Linked DNA regions of Homo sapiens: regions 2 and 3 are each linked to region 1. A link is a loop called in an ENCODE intact Hi-C map of the cell type or tissue named here. Cell type or tissue: ascending aorta. All regions are shown on one strand. Region 1 holds the start of ACTC1 (actin alpha cardiac muscle 1). Region 2 overlaps CHRM5 (cholinergic receptor muscarinic 5). Region 3 overlaps AQR (aquarius intron-binding spliceosomal factor).

Region 1 (8,000 bases):
TGTGTGTGTGTCTTTTTTTTGTCAAAGATTTATTTTTATTCACTGCTTAAAAGCATTTTGGAAGTTACCTATCTTGGGAAAAGTGCTAAGAAAATCAGAAAAAGTGGTAGAAAAGCTAACAGGTAAAGTTTGTAGGAGACAAGAAACTGAGTATGAGGGAAAAGGAATTTGGAACGTAGTTCTGCTTAGAATACCAAGACTTGCCTCGGATCTCCCACTCACAAAAGTTCTTTACCTTAATCTTCATGGTGCTAGGAGCCAGAGCAGTGATTTCCTTCTGCATACGATCAGCAATACCAGGGTACATAGTGGTGCCTCCAGATAAGACATTGTTGGCATACAGGTCCTTGCGGATATCAATGTCACACTTCATGATGCTATTGTAAGTTGTTTCATGGATGCCAGCAGATTCCATACCTGGGAACGAGTCACACACACACACACACACACACACACACACACACACACACACACATCACAGTGCATTCAGGTCAAGGTAGAGGGAAGAGAACAGAACTTCTTTGTGTGGGGGAGCTGTCACCATTTGTCTCTGAAACATATGTTCCCCTATAAGACACACTGCAGGGTGGAATGGGTGCCTCACAGTTAATCCACAATACAATGCCAAGAAAGGAGCAACTGTGCTTAGCACCTGTTTCAAGTAAACACCTCCTGAAACTCTCAGATGTATGAAGATGTATTGGAAAAGGAAAAGATACACGTTTAAACTAAAATGAATGTAATTTTTGTTTATGGACTTAAATCAGATCCTGACAAAGTTCCTTATGGAAAGCATTGCTTAGGAAGGATATTTGTTGACATATAAGTGCCCAGTTATTAATATGAGTAGGAATGTTATTGCATTTAATGATGAGGAACTTGGAAAGTCCAGCTACTTGGTAGTGAAACTTACGGGAATAAGTCAGCTCTTGTGAACTAGCCCTTTTCCTGCAGATACGTGCTATTCAGTTACTACTCTGTGTCATCCTTTATTTTGAGATGAACTCAGTGTGTCATCCTTTATTATATCACTAGAGCAGAACATAGACTTCCCCTTTAATGAGCCATCAGGACTTGAGGTTGAGCTGTGTGGGAATCCAAACTATGACTTCTTTTAACTCAAGGGCTTCTTGAGCCTTCTAGATTTTACTCTGGGAGACCCTAAGATTTCCAGGGAAAATCGTGCCTCTGCACCAGACCCTACAACTCACCAATGAAGGAGGGCTGGAAGAGTGTCTCAGGACAGCGGAAGCGCTCATTGCCAATAGTGATGACTTGGCCATCAGGCAGTTCATAGCTCTTCTCCAGGGAGGAGGAAGAGGCAGCTGTGGCCATCTCATTCTCAAAATCCAGGGCGACATAGCACAGCTTCTCTTTAATGTCACGGACAATTTCACGTTCAGCTACAGAAATAAAGAGTATCACAGTCATGCTCTGAAGCAAGAAGTCAATTATAGGGAGGTAGGCGGATTCAGTGAGAGAGGAGGAAAGCAGACCCACACTGTGGCAGATGAGACACACACACTCACCAGTGGTGACAAAGGAGTAGCCACGCTCAGTGAGGATCTTCATGAGGTAGTCAGTGAGGTCCCGACCAGCCAGATCCAGACGCATGATGGCATGGGGCAAAGCGTAGCCCTCATAGATGGGGACATTGTGAGTTACACCATCCCCAGAGTCCAGAACAATGCCTGCCCGGGGAAGTAGACAAGAACAAGGTAAATTCCTGAGGACAACACCACTGCTCTAGCCACGGCAAAGCCCGCTTCCAATCTTGGCTAAGAGATGCTAGCAATGGGCATTGATCCAGATAAAATTAGATTCCTTACACACAAAGAATAAAAATGCGCATCAGGAATACTAAATCTGAAGCAAACTGCAGCTCATCTTTTTAACTATTATAGTAGAAAAAATTCCCGAGGACACTTTCAAATGACCATCTTTCTTGTCAGCCACGAGCACATTATGTAAGCACCCAAGGGTGTTTTTCTTTGCTCCTATTGAACTTACACGTTTCTCTCTCTTTTGACTCAGACCCTGTATGGAATGTATTCTCCTTGGGGATGCTTGCCCAGGTGATGTGATGGTTTAAACACATAACAATGACTGCTGCACTCCAAGCTGCTACACTGCGCTGAGCTTTAAATGAGGGAAGGACCTATCTCCACAAGCTATCAGCTCCAACAATAATTGTGCTCCGAAACTAACCTCAGGGCACTACTGTTAACTCTTTCTCTTAGCACAGACCTTGCTAGGGAATGGGAGGAAAGGGATTATCCCTTTTTCAACTGGGGGATCTGATTCACAGCAAGGTCGGTGACTTGGGAATGTGATTCATCAGTAACTGTCCCCAGAGCCCAGCATACCTGTGGTACGGCCAGAAGCATACAGGGATAGCACTGCCTGGATGGCCACGTACATGGCAGGGACATTGAAGGTCTCAAACATGATCTGAGTCATCTTCTCCCGGTTGGCCTTGGGGTTCAGCGGGGCCTCTGTGAGCAGGGTGGGGTGCTCCTCGGGAGCCACACGGAGCTCATTGTAGAAGGTGTGGTGCCAGATCTTCTCCATGTCGTCCCAGTTGGTGATGATACCATGCTCGATGGGATACTTCAGGGTCAGGATGCCTCTCTTGCTCTGGGCTTCATCACCTACGTAGGAGTCCTTCTGACCCATACCCACCATAACTCCCTATGAGAAGAAAAAATGAGAAAATCATGCTCTCACCATGTCAGGAATATAATCAGTGTCTTGTCCATTTATATCTAACTGCCCAAGTCAAGGAACATATTTAAATACCAGAAATAACAAGCAATACGATTTTACCCCAATTTAGAAGAATTATTTAAAAATCAATCTTCTACCTTCTCCCCACTCCCCCAAAGATGTATAATTCTATTGTTGAGAATATAACTCAGGAGAGAATGAAGCTATTCCACTGAAGAAGCAGAGCCTCACCTCACCTTAAAAATATCATATGCCTTCATTAAGTTATTAAGCTCATCACCCATGTCAACTGGAATATAGATGACTGCATTTTGGAATGACTGAATTAATGACACATTGTATTTCTCCTAAGAAAAAGATTTTGACATTCAAGTGAACACATAATGATGGGCTGATATGCCATCCTCACTCCAACAGTGAAATTCAGCCTGTCCAGAGCTGTTCTGGAGTCATTCACCAGCTCTGAGGACTAAGCTCTCCTGCTTGGCAGCCTGTCTGGCCAGGCATGTGACAAACCCAGAGAGCATGGCATGTCTTTTAACAAACGAGGTGGTATGTCACTATCACCATGGCACTTGCTGCCTCTGTCACGCCTGGCTTCTAAAAATGCAACAGCCAGGAAGGAGATAGATTGATTACACCTTTGGGGAACCCTGTAAACTGGCTGTGAACATGAGAGAGGAATGTGGATTTGGTCCTGGTTGGTTGGGAGAGGTGATATTGTTAGAAGTTTTAAACAGGACTGAAAAGAGAGGACAAGGAAGAAAATGAAGTGTATAAGGCAGAGAAGACACTAAAGACTAAAAGTCCAAAAGGCCATTAGTGGAGAGAAGCAGGTGGCTTTCACACCAGGGAGTGGGACCCTTTTAGAGGCGTGCCACTCAGGTGTACATTCCTCAGTATGTTGGGGTTTTGTGGAGTATTGCTTGCCTTGGCTTGGATTTGAAGTCAATCAGCCTTCTCTTAATTTGGCCTAAAGAGTTCATCGAACAAGAGGGTCAGGTGAGAGCCATTTCCTAGATCGCTGGACTGAAGGGGTCCCGAGTGGGACGGGGGGCTCGGCGGGAAGTTTACCTGGTGCCGCGGGCGGCCCACGATGGACGGGAAGACAGCGCGGGGCGCGTCATCGCCCGCAAAGCCGGCCTTCACCAGCCCAGAGCCGTTGTCGCACACCAGGGCGGTGGTCTCCTCGTCGTCACACATCTTGGCACAGCTTCAGGGGGTTCTGCAGGTTGAGGAGGGGAGGGCGGACCACGCTTAGCTGCCTGTGCAGCTGGCCTTCTCCGCACCCAGAGGACAGGACAGAGCAGAAGGGGGTTGTGGGGACTGGACAGGGGGTTGGGCGGGGAACACTCCTGCCACCTCCCTTCCCCTCGAATCATAAAAGGGAGGGAAGAAGCCGCGGAGGAGACTGGGGACAGAGAAGGGCAGAGGAATCCACCCAGGCTCCCTGGCCAGGAGTTCCAGCTAGGGTGCCAGGTGCAAGGAGGGACCCAAGAAACCCAGCCCCTTAGTCCTCCCCAGCCCTTTAACTTTCTTCCTTTTCACGAACTGGGAACTCGATCTCCAGCCCTGTCCATATCGCCATGCCTGTGCCCCAGATGGAGGGGAAAGCGCACGAGAGTAGGGACCCAAAAGCCCCTTGGGGAGCCACAAAATTCCCCTTCTTAGAGCCCCTGCGAGGTCCTGCGAGGACCAACGCCCAGGACAAAACAAGTTAGAACCAAATCAAAAAGTGTGGGCTTTAAAAAAAAAAAAAAAAAGGCAGTCGCAGAGCGGCAGGAGCTGGGGCCTTGGCTGAATGCGGGCCGGGCTGGCCAGGTGGCGGCGCGGGGCTGGCGTCCGGCGCGGCCCGCGGACCAGGCGAGGAGTGAACGCGGAGGGCCGGGCGCTGACTCACCGTCGGCGGGGCGGGTCGGCTCGGCTCCGGCGGCAGCGGGCTCTGGGTGGCTGGCTCCAGGAGGGCCGCTTTATAGAACGCTGATGGACAGGGTCAGTTGGAGCAGCCGGGGGCAGGGGTGGGGGGCCCGGTCTGCCACCTTGCCTTATTTGGTCCCCTTCGCACCCGCTAGGACTGCCGAGGCCATTCATGGAGCCAAGGGCAGGGGAGAGGATCAGCCAGGGAGCCCCCAGACCATGTAAGGAAGGGGAGGGGGCAGTCAGGGGGATGGCCAAATAGGGAGCTGGGGAGGGGCAGGCGCTGAAGGGTAGGGGGCAGGGGAAGACTAAGTGACGCCAGCCCACCCCTCCCCCTTTCTGGGGTGTGGGTGCTCCCTGGATGGTCTGTGGATTCGGTCCTCCGCAGCCCTGCCAGCCTTGGGGACAATAAGCCACATGCAGTGGGAAGGCTTGGCGCCCTGCCCTCTGCTGAGGGGTCCTGACAGCTGGGCCAGGGCAGCAGGGGAGCAACAGCGGCTTCTCATCTTCCAGGGCTGCCACCAGCACAAAGGACACCGCAGCAGCACATCTGAGTGGCTGCAAAAGGGGCACCCAGGACAGGGCACCCTTCTGGTCTAGTCCCCGCCAGCCTGAATGGCTTTACTCAGAGAGCTGGTGCTGGGCTCATCTAGGTCAGAAAGCTGAGATTAACCAAGGCCACCCGAGTTCCAACCCATGCATGGATCAGGGTCTGGCCAGGGAAGAGTCAGAAAAGGGTTTCTGTGAGAGCTTGGCCAAGTCTTGCTGGAGAAGGGACCAGGTTTACCCCAGCCCAGTTATTGGGTAGCCCTCATCCATGCTGCAGGGTTTTGCTCAAATTCAGACTCTGGTCTTCAGGCCAGAAAAGGATCCCCTGCTGCCAAAGTGAATAAAGGAACAAATGCCAAAAGTAGCTTGCCCACTTGATGGTGGGGAGATGAGCATCTTTAAACTGGGGGCAGAGGCCCTCACTCCAGGTGGAGACAAGACTGCAAAGGCAAATACTTTGATGGAGAACATAGCAACAACTTAAACTATAGGACTACACCAATCCTTGCTACTCAAAGTGCAGCCCATGGACAAGCAGTATTGTCATAACCTGGAAATGAGCTAGAAATGCAATCTCAAGAGCCATCCCAATCCGCTTTTCAGCAAGATCCTCATTTGCTTGGTATGTACATTAAAGTGTGAGAAGCATTGGCATAAATGACAGATATCATCTCCTCTGTGGAAAACAGATTTTGCAGGATCTTGAACTTTTGAGAAGGAAAAAGAAAAATGACATGAAATGAGGAGAGGGAGAAGGAAGAGGGAGATGTAAGAAGGACACAGATCACTAGTTTGCCCTGGGGTGCCCTGCATTCTCAGTTCTTGACTGGAGCTTTGATTTTTAATGCTTGTGTTTTTCCTCCAGTTCACACCAGTTAAAAATAGAAAACTGGGCACTGGCATCTCTCTCTAGAGTGGTCTTGGGCTGATATGCTGAGGAGGCCTGCTGATTAGATACTTGTCCCGACTGGGGAATGCTGGGCCCTCCCCTCTGAACTCCCCAACCATGTTTGGGTTGGTCTGGAGAAGAAACGCGATGGGCAGCTGTGTGGTGGGGTCGGGTAAGAGACCTGGCTGAGATTACTCTGTGCAGCACAGCAGGCATTTTACAGTGAAAATGTTTATTGACAGGATGCCAAGAGTAGAACTGCCTTGTCTCGTGAAAATATAGAAAAACCAAGGAAAAGGAGAAATGGGACTGGTGTCAGAGCCAGACAGAACTGGGCTCAAATGCTGCCTTTATCACTTACTAACTATCTGTTTGGTCTTGAGCAAGACACTTAACCTTCCCAAGCCCCAAGTTTTCCCTCTCAAAAGTGATACCATAACACTTGTTGCAGAAGTTATTGTGTATTGTAATAGTTAGAAACAAATGCTGTAAGTAATATGGAAGATACAAAGCAAATTGTATGTGTAATAATGATACTTTTGGAGGCAGTAGTAGCTCTGCCTTTTAAAGAATCAGGTTGATTTCATTCTTCATTGATTCAGCAAATCTTTGCAGGACAAGAACTGTGCTAGTTAAGGATTCAGTGATAAATAAAACAGAGCAGGACTCATCCTCCGTGGCAATTACAGAAAAGTCAGACAGCTATGGCACAAACTGGGAGGGAAGAAGAGGTATCAGCAGGATAGTCACAAAAAGGGAATGGAGGTCTGAAAGAGTTGCCGAGAAAGCCTTCCCCAGGATGTGTTGTTCGTTTTTAAAAGTAGAGCAGAACTGAAGTTTATGAACATTTGTGTGAGAGAAAGAGTTTCTGCATGGGAGTGGCTGGTGAGAGACTCCCACTATGACTGCTATAGGTGCAAAGACTCTCAGGAATGGAAAACCATGATTATTGACCTTTGTCCTTCGCACAGGCTTCGGGGATCTAGGAGGCCACTTCCAGCCCCCTCATCTCAGGACCATTGGCTCTAGTGGGAGGCCAGTAGAACAGTGCAGGACACAACAGCAGTTTTGTGAAACAATATTCACCCTTAAAATGTTTGAAAAATGTGTTTCCTATTCCGCTCAATTTCATTGCCTAACACTCAAAACAGTGTATTTTCATATGTGTTATGTGTGTAGCAAGAACGAATGCTTATTTCTTAAAAATTTATGATTGTTTGATATTTACTATTTGTATTACCACTCAATTTCCACATTTTATTTATTTTATTTTTATGTATTTGTTTGTTTGCTTCAGACAGGGTCTCCCTCTGTTACCCAGGTATAATCAGGTGCGGTGGTATAATCAGGGCTCACTGCAGCCTCAACCTCCCAGGCTCAGGTGATCCTCCCACCTTAGCCGATTCTCCCACCTTAGCTGATCCTCCCATCTCAGCCTCCCAAACAGCTGGGACTGCAGGCACATGCCAACACACCCCGCTAATTTTTGTATTTTTTGAAGAGACGGGGTTTCACTATGTTGCCTAAGCTGGTCTCAAGCTCCTGGGCTCAACTGATCTGCCAGCCTCAGCTTCCCAAAGTGCTGGGATTACAGGCATGAGCCACCAAGCCTGGCCTTGATTTCCACATTTTAAAAACTTTGAACCCTATTTTATATATTTTAAAATGTAAACCAACAGGAAAGTAAGATTTCATGACTGAGTTTTATTTAAACTACTTTTTACAGATCCACTTAATTTGAAAATTGAGATTGGCTTTTTAAGCATATAAAAATGACATCTCAAAAAAAATTACAAAACAAAGAAGAAAAAAATGACATCTCCTCTTTGGTACATTCTAGATTTTTTTTTAATTATGGTAAAATATGCATATATCAAATTTACTATCTTAACCATTTAGGAATACAGAGTTCAAAAGT
Region 2 (8,000 bases), 740 kb before region 1:
CCCAAACAATAATAGTGGGAGACTTTAACACCCCACCGACTATATTAGACAGATCACTGAGAGAGAAAATTAACAATGATATTCAGGACCTGAACTCAGTTCTGAATCAAGTGGACCTGATAGATATTTATAGAACTCTCCACCCCAAAACAACAGAATAAACATTCTTCTCATCACCCACAGAACTTACTCTAAAACTGATTACATAATCAGAAGTAAAACACTCCTCAGCAAATACAAAAGAACTGAAATAATAATAGTCTGTCAGACCACAGCGCAATCAAATTAGAACTCAAGATTAAGAAATTCACTCACAACCACACAACTACATGGAAACTGAACAACCTACTCCTGAATGACTCCTGGGCAAATAATGAAATTAAGACAGAAATCAAGAAGTTCTTTGAAACTGAAACAAAGGACAAAGTACCAAAATTTCTGGGATGCAGCTAAAGCAGTGTTAAGAGGGAAATTTATAGCACTAAATGCTTATATCAAAAAGCTAGAAAGATCTCAAGTTAAAAACCTAACATCACAACAAAAAGAACTAGAGAATCAAGAGCAAACAAATTCCAAAGCTAGAAGATGACAAGAAATAACTAAGATCAGAGTTGAACTGAAGGAGATAGAGACAAGAAAAACACTTTCAAAAATCAACAAATCTAGGAGCTGGTTTTTTGAAAATAGGTAAAATAGATAAACCACTAATTAGACTAATAAAGAAGAAAAGAGAGAAGAATCAAATAAACACAATCATAAATGATAAGGGAGAAATCACCATTGACCCCACAGAAATCCAAACAATCATCAGAGAATACTATAAACACTTCTATGCACGTAAACTAGAAAATCTAGAAGAAATGGATAAATCCTGAACACATACACCCTCCCAAGACTGAACCAAGAAGAAACTGAATCCCTTAATAGACCAATAATGAGTTCTGAAATTGAGGCACTAATAAATAGCCTACCAACCAAAAAAAGAAAAAAAAAACCCAGGACCAGACAGATTTACAGCAGAATTCTACCACAGGTACAAAGAGCTGGTACCACTCCTACTGAAACTATCTGAAAAAATTGAAAAGGAGGGACTCCTCCCTGACTCATTCTATGAAGCCAGCATCATCCTGATACCAAAGCCTGGCAGAGATACAACAAAAAAAAGAAAACTTCAGGCCAACATCTTTGATGAACACTGATGCAAAAATCCTCAATGAAATACTGGCAAATGAAATCCAGCAGCACATCAAAAAGTTTATCCACCACAATCAAGTTGGCTTCATCCCTGGGATGCAAGGTTGGTTCAACATATGCAAATCAATAAATGCACTTCATCACATAAACAGAACTAAAGAAAAAAAACCACATGATTATCTCCATAGATGCAGAAAAGGCTTTGAAAAAATTTAAATCCCTTCATATTAAAAACTCTGAATAAGCTAGGTATTTAAAAAACATACCACAAAATAATAAAAGCCACCTGTGACAGACTCACAGCCAATGTCATACCAAATGGACAAAAGCTGGAAGCATTCCCCATGAAAACCAGCACAAGACAAGGGTACTCTGTCTTACCACTCCTATTCAACATAGTATTCAAAGTTCTGGCCAGGGCAATCAGGCAAGAGAAAGAAATGAAGCATATTCAAATAGGAAGACAGGATGTCAAATTATCTTTGTTTGCAGATAATATAATTCTATGTCCAGAAAGCTCCATCATTTCAGCCTAAAAGCTTCTTAAGCTGATAAGCAATTTCAGCAGTCTCAGGATGCAAAATCAATGTGCAAAAATTGCTAGCATTCCTATACATCAACAACAGGAAAGCACAGAGCCAAATCGTGAATGAATTCCCATTCACAATTGCTACAAAGAGAATAAAATACCTAGGAATACAGCTAACAAGGGAAGTGAAGGACCTCTTCAAGGAGAACTGCAAACCAATGCTCAATGAAATCAGAGAGGACACAAACAAATGGAAAAACATCCCATGCTCATGGATAGGAAGAATGAATATCATGAAAATAGTCATACTGCCCAAAGTAGTTTATAGATTCAATGCTAATCTCATGAAACTACCATTGATATTCTTCACAAAATTAGAAAAAAACTACTTAAAAATTCATATGGAACCAGGCCAGGTGCAGTGGCTCAAACCTGTAATCCCAGCACTTTGGGAGGCCAAGGCAGGCAGATCACTTGAGATCAGGAATTTGAGACGAGCCTAGCCAATATGGTGAAACCCCATCTCTACTAAAATTACAAAAATTATCCAGACATGGTGGTGGGTGCCTACAGTCCCAGCTACTCAGGAGGCTGAGGCAGGAGAATTGCTTGAACCCAGGAGGCAGAGGTTGCAGTGAGCCAAGATCATGCCACTGCACTCCAGCCTGGGTGACAGAGTGAGACTCCATCTCAAAAAAAAAAAAAAAAAAAAATATATATATATATATATATATATGGAACTGAAAAGAACCCATATAGCCAAGATAATCCGAAGGAAAAAGAACAAAGCTGGAGGTGTCGTGCTACCTACTTCCAAACTGTACTACAAGGCTACAGTAATCAAAACAGCATGGTAATGGTACAAAAATAGACACGTAGGCCAATGGAACAGAATAGAGAATTCAGAAATAAAACTACACATCTACAAACATCTGATCTTTGACAAACCTAACAAAAACAAGCAGTGGGGAAAGGATTCCCTATTTCATAAATGGTGCTGAGAGAACTGGCTAGCTATATGCAGAAAATTGAAACTGGACTCCTTCCTTATACCTTATACAAAAATTAACTCAAGATGAATTAAAGATTTAAATGTAAAACCCAAAACTATAAAAACTCTAGAAGAAAAGCTAGGCAATACCGTTCAGGACATAGGCAAAGGCAAAGATTTCATGATGAAAGCATTAAAAGCAATTGCAACAAAGCAAAAATTGACAAATAGGATCTAATTAAACTAAAGAGCCTCTGCACAGCAAAAGAAACTATCATCAGAGTGAATAGACAACTTACAGAATGGGAGAAAAATTTTGCAATCTATCCATCTGACAAAGGGCTAATATCCAGAATCTACAAGGAACATAAACAAATTTATGAGAAAAAAACAACCCCATCAAAAAGTGGGCAAAGAACCTGTATGAACAAACACTTCTCAAAAGAAGACATACATGCGGCCAAAAAACGTGAAAAAAAAACTCAACATCACTGATCATTAGAGAAATGCAAATCAAAAACACAATGAGATCCCATCTCATGCCAGTGAGAATGACTATTATTAAAACTCGAGAAAACAACAGATGCTGGCAAGGCTGTGGAGAAAAAGGAACACTTCTACACTGCTGGTGGGAGTGTAAATTAGTTCAACCATTGTGGAATACTGTGTGGCAATTCCTCAAAGTCCTAGAGGCAGACATACCATTTGACCTAGTAATCTCATTACTGAGTATATACCCAAGGGACTATAAATCATTCTATCATAAAGATACATGCATGTGTATGTTCACTGCAGCACTATCCACAATAGCAAAGACATAGAATCAATCTAAATGCCCATCAACAATAGACTGGATAAAAAATGTGGTACAGATACACCATGGAATACTATGCAGCCATAAAAAGGAACAAGATTATGTCCTTTGCAGGGACATAGATGGAGTTGGAAGCTATTACCCTGAGCAGACTAACACAGGAACAGAAAACGAAAACTAAACACCGCATGTTCTCACTTATAAGTAAGAGCTGAATGATGAGAGAACACAAGGGCACATCCAGGGAAACAACACACACTGGAGCCTGTGGGGGTGAGGGTAGGAGGAGGGAGAACATCAAGAAGAATAGGTAATAGATGTTGGGCTTAATACCTAGGTAATGGGATGATGTGTGCAGCAAACCACCCTGGCACACGTTTACCTATGTAACAAACCTGCACCTCCTGCACATGTATCCCTGAACTTAAGATAAATGTTGGGAAAAAAAGGAACAAATGGTTGCTTGAAAACAATTTTAAAACATCTTAAAAGTAAATAAGCTGGGTGCGGTGGCTCACACCTGTAATCCCAGCACTTTGGGAGGCCAAGGCAGGCAGATCACCTGAAGTCAGGAGTTCGAGACCAGCCTGACCAACATGGAGAAACCCCATCTCTACTAAAAATACAAAATTAGCTGGGCATGGTGGCACATGCCTGTAATCCCAGCTACTCAGGAGGCTGAGGCAGGAGAATCACTTGAACCCGGGAGGCGGCGATTGCGGTGAGCCGAGATCACACCATTGCACTCCAGCCTGGGCAGAAAGAGTGAAACTCCGTCTCAAAAAAAAAAAAGTAAATAAACAAGGCCAGGCCCGGTAGCTCGCACCTGTAATCCCAGCATTTGGGAGGCCGAGGTGGGTGGATCTCTTGAGGCCAGGAGTTTGAGACCAGCCTGGCCAACATGATTAAACCCCATCTCTACTAAAAATACAAAAAATTATAATTATCTGTGTGTGGTGGTGTGCACCTGTAGTCCCAGCTACTCAGGAGGCTGAGGCAGGAGAATCTCCTGGATCCGGGAGGAAGAGGTTACAGTGAGCTGTGATCACGCCACTGCATTCCAGCCTGGGCAACAGAGTGAAACACTCTCTCAAAAAAATAAATATAGGCTGGGCACAGTGGCTCATGCCTGTAATCCCAGCACTTTGGGAGGCTGAGGTGGGCGGATCATGAGGTCAGGAGATCAAGACCATCCTGGCTAACATGGTGAAACCCTGTCTCTACTAAAAATACAAAAAATTAGCCAGGCATGGTGGCGGGTGCCTGTAGCCCCAGCTACTCAGGAGGCTGAGGCAGGAGAATGGTGTGAACCCGGGAGGTGGAGCTTGCAGTGAGCCGAGATCACACCACTGCACTCCAGCCTGGGCGACGGAGCAAGACTCTGTCACAAAAAATAAATAAATAAATAAATAAAAATAAACAAATAAATAAAATGTGGAAATGCAAGTCCCACCCTTCTACAATTTAACAAGATTATCCAGGTAATTCATATGCATATTAAATTTTGAGACACACTGATTACAAAATCCTGGTGACCTCAGGTGATCTGCCTACCTCAGCCTCCCAAAGTGCTGGGATTACATGTGTGAGCCACCACACCCAGCCTAAGCAGGTATTGTTATACGTGTTTAACAGATGAGAAAGCCAGGAACTCAAAATATGCTGAGGGCTGTTTTCACTACACTAACTTCCAAAGCAGCTAAGTAACTGCCGTTTCCCTAGTTAAGAATAGAAGAAAGTTGAGGGCTAAAATTAATAGTTTCCAGTGTTTTCTACTGTGAGCCTATAAGAAGAGCCTGAAAGCATTTTAAAGGATAAACCATTAATTCCAGTCTCTTAATTCCATATATGGAGAAACTGGGGCCCAGAGAGAATACATGGCTTGTCTCAAATCACAAGATTTTAGCCGAAATTAGAACTCCTACTCCATACTCCTAGTTCATTGTTTTTTACTAAAATGCATTTCCCAAATGTGATTCATGGATTCCACAGGATATTAACAGACATTCCTCTGAGAAAGGCTAGATAAGCTAAGCTACCTCTGTGTTAAGCCAAATTAAGTAATGTTCTCTACTGCAGAACCTCCCAGCTTTCACTAGGCTAATGTGTCTTCTGAATCTTTGAGAGCTCTACATACTACATGGTATTTTCTCAATTTATCAGATCATGAAACCTTTTCAATCATGCATTTGAAGTAGTCCTAGTCTATGAGCAGACTCTGAGGAAGACTGTGTTAGCCTCGGCTCTCCTCAAGGTTGTTCTGCTTGAATGATTGGGAGCAGTTTGTTATGTTCCTAGAGGTAGAGCGCCCACCAAAAAAACTAAAGAGGAAGGGCCAGGTGTGATGTAATCCCAGCACTTTGGAAGGTTGAGGCAGGCAGATCACTTGAGGCCAGGAGTTCGAGGCCAGGAGTTCAAGGCCAGCCTGAGCAACATAGCGAGACCCTATCTCAAAGCAAAATGAAACCAGAAAAAAATTAGCTAGGGATTGTGGCACATGCCTGTAGTCCCAGCCACTCAGGAGGTTAAGGTGGGGGGATCCCTTGAGCCCAAGAGGTTGAGGTTGCAGTGAACTATGATCACACCACTGCAATCCAGTGTTAGCACCACAAAGCATCTAAAAGAGCCAGTTTGTGGTCGTGAAAATATTGCCTTATTATTTTACCCTGTCCCTTAATAACCATGCCTCAGGCTCATTCCTACCAGGAGAAGAGTTTTGGTTTTTTTTGGTTTTTTTTTTTAGGTGGAGTCTTGCTGTGTCACCAGGCTGGAGTGCAGTCGCATGATCTTGGCTCACTGCAGCAACCTCGGCTTCCCAGGTTCAAGCGATTCTCCTGCCTCAGCATCCTGAGTAGCTGAGAATATAGGCACATGCCACCACGCCCAGCTAATTTTTTTTTTTTGTATTTTTAGTAGAGACGGGGTTTCACCATGTTAGCCAGGATGGTCTTGATCTCTTTACCGCATGATCCACCCACCTCGGCTTCCCAAAGTGCTGGGATTACAGGCATGAGCCACTGTGCCCAGCCAGAATAGTCATTTTGATGCTCTTGTTGCTGGATTGCTACTTTGTAGTGAACATTCCCTTGTGTCAGGCACTGGCTGAATACAACATGGGTTATCTCATTTAATACTTAAAACAATCCTATGAGGTAAGGACTGTTTTTATCCCCACCTCAAAGTTTAAAATCTGAGACTCAGGTTAAGTAATGTGTCCAAAGTCATACAGTAAGTTGGAGCCATATGTTGTAGCCCACACCTGTAGTCCCAGCTACGTGGGAGGCTGAGGCAGGAGGATCGCTTGAGGCCATGGGTTCCAGCTTCAGTGAGCTATGATGGTGACACTGTTCTCCAGCCTGAGTGATAGAGCAAGACCTTGTTTCTAATAAATTAATTAATGTCATACAGCAAGTAATGGAACTAGGTTTTTAATCTGAAGCTGACCAATGCCAAATTGTGATATGATTGTGAGGTGATGTTACCACTGTAAATTATTTTCTTTTCCCTTTTAGCAAAGAGCTTATTCCATTTATCAGAGAGAGAGAGATTTATTTTTATTTTAAAGGACTGGGTCACATGATTGTAGGGGCTAGCAAATCTGAAATCTGCAGGCAAGCTGGAAAATCCAGCAGGAATCAATGTTGCTGTCTTGAGTTCTAAGGCAGTTTGGTGACAGAATTCCTTGCTCTTTTCATTCGGCACCTCAGTCTTCCCTTAACCCCTTCAAATGATCGAATGAGGCCTACCCACATTATGGTGGGTAATCTTCTTTACTTAAATTCTACTGATTTCAGTATTAATCATATCTGAAAATACCTTCGCAGCAATATCTAGACTGGTGTTTGACAAAACAACTGGGTACTGTAGCCTAACCAAGTGGACACATAAAATTAACCATCACACTATTGATAAATAAAAAATTACAGGAGGTCATTGTTTTGGACTAAGCTCTTGAACTAGGCTCCAACAAACCAGAATAAAAATCAAAATGGAGCCACCCATACTAAAGTTCCAAGTCAACAAACCTAAACTAAGTTGTTATTTGACCTGAGAAATCAGGAGAGAGAGAGAGCCAATTTCCCAAACAGGCCACTATAAATCTTCAATCAGCATAATAAGGAAGTTCTCTCTGCTTTAATTCTAACACACACACACACACACACACACACACACACACACACAGCCTGAAGTAACCTGATGTTAACTAACCAGTTATTTTCTGTTGTTCTGTCTGGAAGTAACTAATACACCCTTGTTCTTTGCTTCTGCTTTCTTCAGGCCTTCTCTGCCTATAAAGCCAAATTCTTCTGGTCAGCTCATCAGAACATTTATTTCACAAAATGAAGAATTGCCTGATTCTAGAATCACAAATAAAGCCAACTGAGATCTTTACAATTGTTTTAATTTTGTTTTTTGACACAATATAATATACAAAGTCATAGAAATGTAGGTATGTTAGTTCCCATAGTCCA
Region 3 (8,000 bases), 78 kb after region 1:
GGCAACTCAGACATTTATCTTTTCATCAATTTGACAAAAAGTTTATTGCTTACCCTGCAGATACTGTAATTTATAGTCTCTCTATCTTTAGGAAGTTTACAAAACACTTTTTAAGTCAACTACATGGAGGTATAGTTTATACACAATAAAATGTGTTCAAGTGTACAATTTGATGAATTTTGACAATACATTTTCCCATGTGACCACCACCACAATAAAAATGTCCATCATCTCAGGCCCCATTTTGGTCAAATCTGCATCCCCCAGCCCCAGGCAACCACTGATTTACTTTCTGTCACTACAGATTATTTTTTGCCAGTTCTAGAATTACATAAAAATAGCATCAAAAGGATATATTCTTTTGTGTCCTGTTTCTTTCAATCAGCATGTTTCTGAGATATATTCATGTATGTGTACATGAGAAATTCATACCTTTTTGAGTATTCTTTCACTGAACAAATATACCACAGTTTTGTCCACTCACCTTTTCATGAAAAGTTGGCCTGTTTCTAGTTTGAAGCTATCTTGCATAAAGCTGCAATAAATATTCATGTACAAATATTTTTGTGGACATGTTTTCATTGCTCTTGAATAAATATGCAGGAGTGAAATTGCTGAGCTGTACAGTAAGTGCATACTTTATAAGAAACTGTCAAACTTTTCCAAAATTGTTATCCCACTTTACACATTCCCCAGCAATGTGTAAACTCTAGAACCCCAGTTCTAGAGTTTCAGTTGTTGTACATCCTTGCCAACATTTGTCATAATGTCAATCTTCATCATTTTACCCATTCTTTTGGGTAGGTAGTGGTATATCATTGTAGCTTTAATTTCTATTTCCTTGACAACTAATGATGGTAAGCACTTTTTCATGACGTATTGGCTACCTGTAGGTCTTCCTTATGTGAAGTGTCTGTTCAAGTCATTTGCCCATTTTGTATTGGTCTGCCTTATTTAGTAATAACTTTTATAGGAGTTCATATATTCTGGATATACGTCCTTTGTTGTTATGTGTGGATATTATACCTGGGAATTCTGTTGCCACTCTGACCATGTGGAGAACTGGGCTCACATGCTGACATTAGCAGGGCAGAATAACATCGTTGAGCTACCCTGTAACCCAACCTTGGAACCACCCTATTTCCATCTTGTTATGAGAGAAAGTAACTTTCCTTATTATTTGAGTAAGATTTTCTGTAAAAGGACTCAAATATTGAGGTCCTTCTATTTCTAAACTTGCAAAATTATTAGTTTCTCAGTTTCACTCTATTCCTTATGAAGTATTCTGTGCAGTGTCTATTCTTCCCTGTATTCCTTTTGATTTTGTTTTCATTCCTCTGATTTTATTTTCTTCCAGCTTACATTTCATCTCTTTCTGAGTTCTTACATTTCTCTGCTTTGTAGCTTTTCCTCAAAGATATGGTTACTTCATTAAGTATTTCCCAATTTACAGCAAAATGTATATTTGAAAATTTCATCTTTTCCAGGCCAACATGGTTTCTGGAGCATGTATCCTATCTATGTTTTGCTGTTCTTCATTTTTTCCTATAAATTGAGCTTGTGCTAGTTCCCTTTATACTATTCATCACTGAATAAGTAAGTTTCTTAGATTAGCTATGTGGGAGACATGAAGATGGGGTGAGCAAGGCTGTTTTCTGAAGGCTGGACGGTTTTCATAACAAAAGGCCCTCTTTTCTTCTGCTACTGCACAGATAGTCTATAAAAATAGTTTGTCCCCTCTTTTTCTCATTTTCCTGTTACATTTGCATAATTTCCAAAAAAGGTGAGCTTTTACATAGCCATGTTCATAGCCAAAGTCCTAATTTTATCATTAGTATTATCTTTATGTTTTTTCTAATGTATTCTACCCTTCATTAATGAAAGAATCATCATTTTATTTGATATTATGCATTTTTGATTACATAAAAAATATATATATTTTTAAAATCCCAAGGTCTGAATACATTTTACAATCTTCCCTTATTCCCAAGACAACCTCCCCCTATACACAATAAAAAGCAGTCTAAATTATACCCCTGCAAAGCAAAACATACTCCTTGTAACAGTACACATATTATAATGTAATTTTGTTATATATCATTTTATGAACAAAAAGTTTCAGAAACATTTCTTTTACCATCAATAAATATCTTTTATGTGGTAGCTGAGATAGAAAGTCACATCAAACCAGCAAGACTGTCAGAGAGTTATTTATAGTTCCCATTATTTCATTTTCTCAAATATCTTAAAAAGAGATAGCAAAGAGGCAAAGCAGAACAATATAAACCTTTCCATCTTGCCAAAATGATGAATAAGAGAACATATTATAATTATAAAAGTACCTTGTTTGGTCTTCCAATCAATGGATTGTTTCCACATCGTCTATTGATGATGTCGCGAATAAGATGCTTTTGGCCATTATATGTTGTTAGAATACTGATTTTGTCAGCAGGGTAACCAAGTAAACACATGTACATAAAAAGTGCTACTACATATTCTGCCTCTCCAAGATTCTGTAATGCAAACATAATCAGACTGTGCATTCATTTGCTTTTGTTTCAATTTTATAGAGAAAATATCTCATCTAGATAAGCAAAACTTGTTCACTTTGCACACTGCAAGAAGTGAAGACTTAGTAACTTGGATAAGTGAGTACCTTTCATAAAACTGAGGGATAATTTTATGCTACATTAACAGTGATAAATACAAACTTTTAATTTGCAATACATGGAACAATCCTAAAATAAAACTTACCAACTTAAAGGCTTAATATTCCTAAGACCATAACAATCACAATATAGATTAATACTATTCTGGCCAGGCATGGTAGCTCACATCTGTAATCCCAGCACTTGGGGAGGCCAAGGCAGACAGATCACTTGAGTCCAGGAGTTTGAGACCAGCCTGGACAACATGGTGAAACCCTGTCTCTACTAAAAATACAAAAATTAGCTGGGCATGGTGGTGCATGCCTATAGTCTCAGCTACTCTGGAGACTGAGGTGGGGGGATCGCTTAAGCTTGGGAGGCAGAGGTTGTGGCGAGCTTCAATCGTGCCTCTGCACTCCAGCCTGGTGACAAAGTGAGATCTCATCTCCAAAAAAAAAAAAAAAAAAAATTCTATACAATGTGCCACAACTGTAGTTACACAGACACAAAACTATAAAGGAACAAAGTAACTAAGAAGCCAATACAATACCCAGTTTAATAGCAAATACACCTAGCAGTATTATAATTGACTCAATTTTTGCACAGTGCTTTTCCTCCTTCCTCATGTTTCTTAATGTTTTTTGTATGCTTTGTTTCTGTTCTCTGCGTAATGGTTGTCACTTCTACTAGATCACTTTAGGTGGGATGAGGATGTGACCGCAAATTGGTCAGTCTGGTTTACTGTTAAATTACAGACTAGAAAGGAGCTTAAAACTAAGGCTTATTCAACTTAAAGGTGAGGAACCACACACAAAGCTCTTTGGTCCAGTTCAGTAGAGACTAAATCCAAAGTACTAGATGAAAGAAGAAAGTAAAATAAGAATATAAACACAATATTTAAAAAAAAAAAAAAAGGAAGCTGGATTTCATGCAAAGGCAACCGAAAGATTACTGGAAGACTTCTAAAAATATCATTTATATTCTGGTTCTTTGTGACGCACAGCTTGAGTTACAAGTTCATTTAAGTTTTCTAGTTCTTTAACACTGCCCAATTTGGTACTTTGCCCAAAGGTTAGACATGAAGCATTAACAATAAAACAACATGAACTGTATTGTGACCAAACATTTTAGAACTCGCTCCAAATGAGTCAAGTCCCCTTCAAATTAGTGACTTTTATTCATTTATCCACCTAGTCTTTCCCTCTCGACACTAATTCTTCAAATGTTATCACTTAAATGCATAGTATTCTTATTTTGGGGGACAGTGTTTTCAACTCTCCAGAAATATATTTAATAGTGGCAAATCATCATCTGAAAATATATTTATTTCTTGAATCGCTAAAAACTCATCTAGAGTTAGGCTTAATGAATAAGAAAAACAGGTAACCAATCTGGATAAAAATGTTTCAATCAATACTACAGTATGACTCAGGCAATGAAACTGACTCAAAGAAGAAATTCCAAAAAACCAATATGTAATGAAAACATCAGTTGATTACTGATAGAATAATTAATTTCTAAGGTGGCTATTAGGAAACATCACTGATTTGAACTAGGTTCTAATATTTTTAAAGTTATCATTTAAAGGTCACATCTGTTCTCAGGCATTAAGTACACAAATAGAGTAACTTGATTTAATATAACCAAATATTTGGAGGGACAATAAGATCTGCATGAGTTACATCTATGCATACACATTTAAGCTGATGATAAATGATGCTTTTTCATGAATAACTCAAGATCTCTAATTTGTATAACAACCTATATTGGATATTTTGCTGTAAAGAGAGAGAGAAAAAAAGAAAAAAATTAAAATAACCCCAAATGCTACCAACCAAAGACTATATTTTGATGTATATGCTGCCAGGTCATTTTGTATAGATTATCTGTATGTATTTCTATATGTATGTATTGCAGCTCCTTTTTAAAATGAGATACTGTAGATATACTTTGCAACTTTTTTCCACTTAATATAGCATAAACATTCTTCCTGTTAGTAAATACAATGTTATCATTCTTAGTGGCTATCTAGTATTTCTTTTATATGGAATATGTAATAATGCAATTAATCCCTACTGACAGATATTTGGGTTGTTTCTCATTTCCAGAATAATTTGCAGTGATGAACATGAAGCATACAAGTCTTTCCAAACTTGCCCAATTATTTTTTTAGGATAAATTCCTAGATGTGAGAACATTGCTTTTCATACATGCTGACAATTTGTCCACCAAATTATTTTCCTACTAGCATTGTATGAGAATAAAGTTTCCCCAAACCTATCCCAACACTGAGCATTGTTATAGAAGTGAAAATGTAATTCAGTGATTTATACTTGTTATAAAATATGAATTGCATATTCATATTTTCCTGTTAGTCTTGATTTTTTAAAACAATTTATGAGTTCTATAAATATATTCAGAATTCAACTTGTTTGTTAAATATTGAAATAAATTTTAAATACTGAAAATAAATCTTTTCTCCAATCGCTATTTTTCTTTATGATTTCTGCTTTTGTAACAAGCTTAGGAAGACCTTTCTCACTCCAACACTGTATATTCATTAATATTTTCTTCTAGTAGTTTCTAGTTTGTTTAGTTTCTTTAGTGCATGTATTTTTAATCAATCTGAAATCGATTTTTCATATGCTATGTGTAAGGTGGGGTTCCAACTTTCCTTTTCTCAACGGCCAAATGGTTAAGTATCACTGATTTAGGCATATGTCAGCCAGCAAATGCAAAATAAACTTATAAGCTTCCTATTTTTTCTTACCTGATAGAAGTAAGGATTAGGTTCAGATTCTCCCACTCCTTGAAAATCTTCAACATTAATGAGCTGGAAGTCATACAGTAAGCCAGCATTTGCTGTACTAAACTCTGGCAAGAGCTGCACATGGGGTAAGTTTCCTAGATTCTTGTATCGCCAGTTGTAGAGGTTGCACAAGCTTTCCAAAGACAAATTCCCCCACAAACAGAAAATATTAGCAGTGTAAAATCTCTTTTAATATACATAAGGAGGTTTCTGTTTCTGTGCTTCTTTTAAATTTTCATGTTAGCCATTTTGGCTCATCTTTTAAGCAATAATGCTCTTTCAACCTTAGCTTCCCTACTTCAAGTAACCAAGGGTCAGAAGACTGAAGGTACTACAAAAATGAGAGTTCTATTACGCTCTCTGAGGTCAATGCTATCTTTATCCCTTAAATTAAAAAATCAAGGAAGACTAAAAATTGAGGACATTTGGGGGTAACTATGAGATGGGGCCTGCATCCTTTATGAAGTAAGAATTGGTGTGTTCTCCTCTTGTTCACTTTATTTTTAGATTTTAAAATTATATTAACTGTATATCTTTTGGGGACATGAAGAAAGGAGAAGGGACAATGAAAAGAAGCCTTTAGATTATAAGTTACTTAAATTAATATTAATGAATGAAATGAAGGAAATAAATTATTTGGTCCATTCACATCTCTTGCAGAAGTCGACAAAAGTGCTTTTGGATTTATGGATAGCCAAGTTCCTGGATAGCCAAGAATGCTAATAGTCTACACAAAAGCTATTCACAAATACTTGGATCATGGAACAAATGTCCTTAAATGGGAATGATTTTTTTTCCTGTCTCTTTTACCTTGCTCTGGCTCTCCCTTGAGCATCAAGGTCAACAGTCGGAACTCCAACGCGAACAAAGCGAGTGAAGAGAGACTGCTCCATGTTTGAGTACTTTTGAAAGGCCATGTTCTTAATAACTGGAGGTAACTGGTGATGATCGCCAATCATAATCCATCGTTTTAGTCGGCTAAATCCATCCTGAGGATTCTAGAAATGAAAAGTAAGGAAATGGCAAAATACTCTATTATCCTCTTGTCTCCAATTTATTACCCGAGAGACTCAGTCTTCATCAAACAGCTTCCTTATCTTACAAATTACCAAACTTTACCAGCTCCACAAACAGGAGTCTAGCAAATTTACAGAACAATTTGTGAACCAATTATGGACGTTATTGCTCCTGGGTGACAGTGGGTGAGGGAGAATGGAGGTATTTAGAAGGCAAGCATGGAATTACCCTACTTTAATAGGCAGGGTAATCCAAAGAAGGCTGGAAGGATTAGGTCAGGCATTAGGTAACGAGCACACAGAAAGAAACAGAAGCCCAAGAAGAGAAATGGAAAGATGCGAAATAAACATGTTTCACAATTAGCTGAGGACCAATTCTGAACCCACCAAAGCAGTAAAAACTACCTTCTTTAATTATCTACACTACTACTTCAATTTCCTACTCTATATGTCTCCTAGTTCCTTGAAACATATCCTGATAGAATACATTCCAAGTTCCAAGTAGCTTCACTTATAAAAACAACTTCTGGAACTCAATTTATCTGCATATTAGAGTGGTCTCTATCCTTAAGTTGGGAATTCCACATTTTGTTTTTAATGCTTCAATAGTAAAGAATATTTTACAGTAAAAAAATTCTTAAATAGCACAATTTAGCTCAAAAACTTAGGCATAAAGAAAAGCAATGCACTCAGTGAAAATGAAAAAAATAATTCTACAAACAATTATAACAAAAGAAATGAAGAAACAGCTCATCTTCCCACCAAACTGCACAACAATGTAATTTTCTTGATTAAAATTACTAAATCTTTTCAAAACTACAGAAATAGACTATGAAATTTTAAATAGTACTTCTCGAAGCAAAACAACTACTAAATAGCCAGTGAATAGATTCAAGAAAGTTTACAGGCTTAAAATAGAATACCAAACATAATGAAGTTAAGGAAAATACATAACTATGGCAATCAGCACACCCAAACTGTACAACTTTCTGATGCTGTCCTCAGCATTCTTAGAACTCTATTTTCTTTGCCTCAGATCTTATATTTCTTACCTGTAGAAGAAGAGGGATAAAAGTTTCTATCTCCAGAATCTGAGCAGCCTCTTCCATCAAAATGTTGTCATACTAAGAAAGAGGAAATCTTGTCATAAAGACAGCTTAAAAGTCAAACAACTACCATCATAAACATAATCATCAAAAAAACCCCAAATAATTTCTGATAAAAACGACATACAAATTATTCAGACAGATAAAAATAACAACATACACATTATTCAAACAGAAACTTCATGGTCTTACTTATCATTATGCCTCTGCATTTCCAATTCAAGTATTTGACTTCAGGAAAGCCGCCTAAATATACAACTTTACATTGAAAAGATCTTGTATATCATTTCTTGAATTGCAATGCCAGTTTGGTTCTTTTCAATTTAGTTCTTTATTTCTACATCAGAAAGCATCAATTTATAATTATATATGAAGTCTTTCCCTTTGGTACTCTTACTCTGGTAGCATTTTGGGATAATTT

Evidence for each region. Peaks named below come from ENCODE experiments on the same cell type or tissue, not always from the same donor. Only the 100,000 strongest peaks of a DNase experiment are listed, where the experiment ranks them.
Region 2: it touches region 1 in a loop (3-fold over the local background); 1 of 110 quality-filtered maps calls a loop at or near these places.
Region 3: it touches region 1 in a loop (2.6-fold over the local background); 1 of 110 quality-filtered maps calls a loop at or near these places.

The regions. Positions count from the first base shown.
Region 1 is chr15:34,790,879-34,798,878 of GRCh38, forward strand. ACTC1 (actin alpha cardiac muscle 1) reads right to left here and starts at 4,671. Exons shown (of 7, transcript NM_005159.5): 1 at 4,628-4,671; 2 at 3,802-3,952; 3 at 2,367-2,691; 4 at 1,530-1,691; 5 at 1,212-1,403; 6 at 236-417. The coding sequence starts at 3,930. The region is part of intron 2 of GJD2-DT (GJD2 divergent transcript); the gene reads left to right. RefSeq lists an enhancer at 5,818-6,289. In ascending aorta, a CTCF peak has its summit at 4,527; DNase peaks (open chromatin) are centred at 3,244, 4,693 and 5,052; H3K4me3 peaks cover 4,280 bases; H3K27ac peaks cover 6,162 bases.
Region 2 is chr15:34,050,885-34,058,884 of GRCh38, forward strand. All of the region lies in intron 2 of CHRM5 (cholinergic receptor muscarinic 5), which reads left to right. It also overlaps a transcript of AVEN not described here. Among named protein-coding and RNA genes, the nearest start is that of AVEN, 16 kb to the left of the region's middle. In ascending aorta, no CTCF peak of the experiment used is centred here; no DNase peak of the experiment used is centred here; H3K4me3 peaks cover 591 bases; H3K27ac peaks cover 3,565 bases.
Region 3 is chr15:34,868,410-34,876,409 of GRCh38, forward strand. It overlaps AQR (aquarius intron-binding spliceosomal factor), which reads right to left. Exons shown (of 35, transcript NM_014691.3): 28 at 7,526-7,597; 29 at 6,268-6,455; 30 at 5,419-5,590; 31 at 2,343-2,513. Among named protein-coding and RNA genes, the nearest start is that of ACTC1, 77 kb to the left of the region's middle. RefSeq lists an enhancer at 5,743-6,942. In ascending aorta, no CTCF peak of the experiment used is centred here; no DNase peak of the experiment used is centred here; H3K27ac peaks cover 1,990 bases.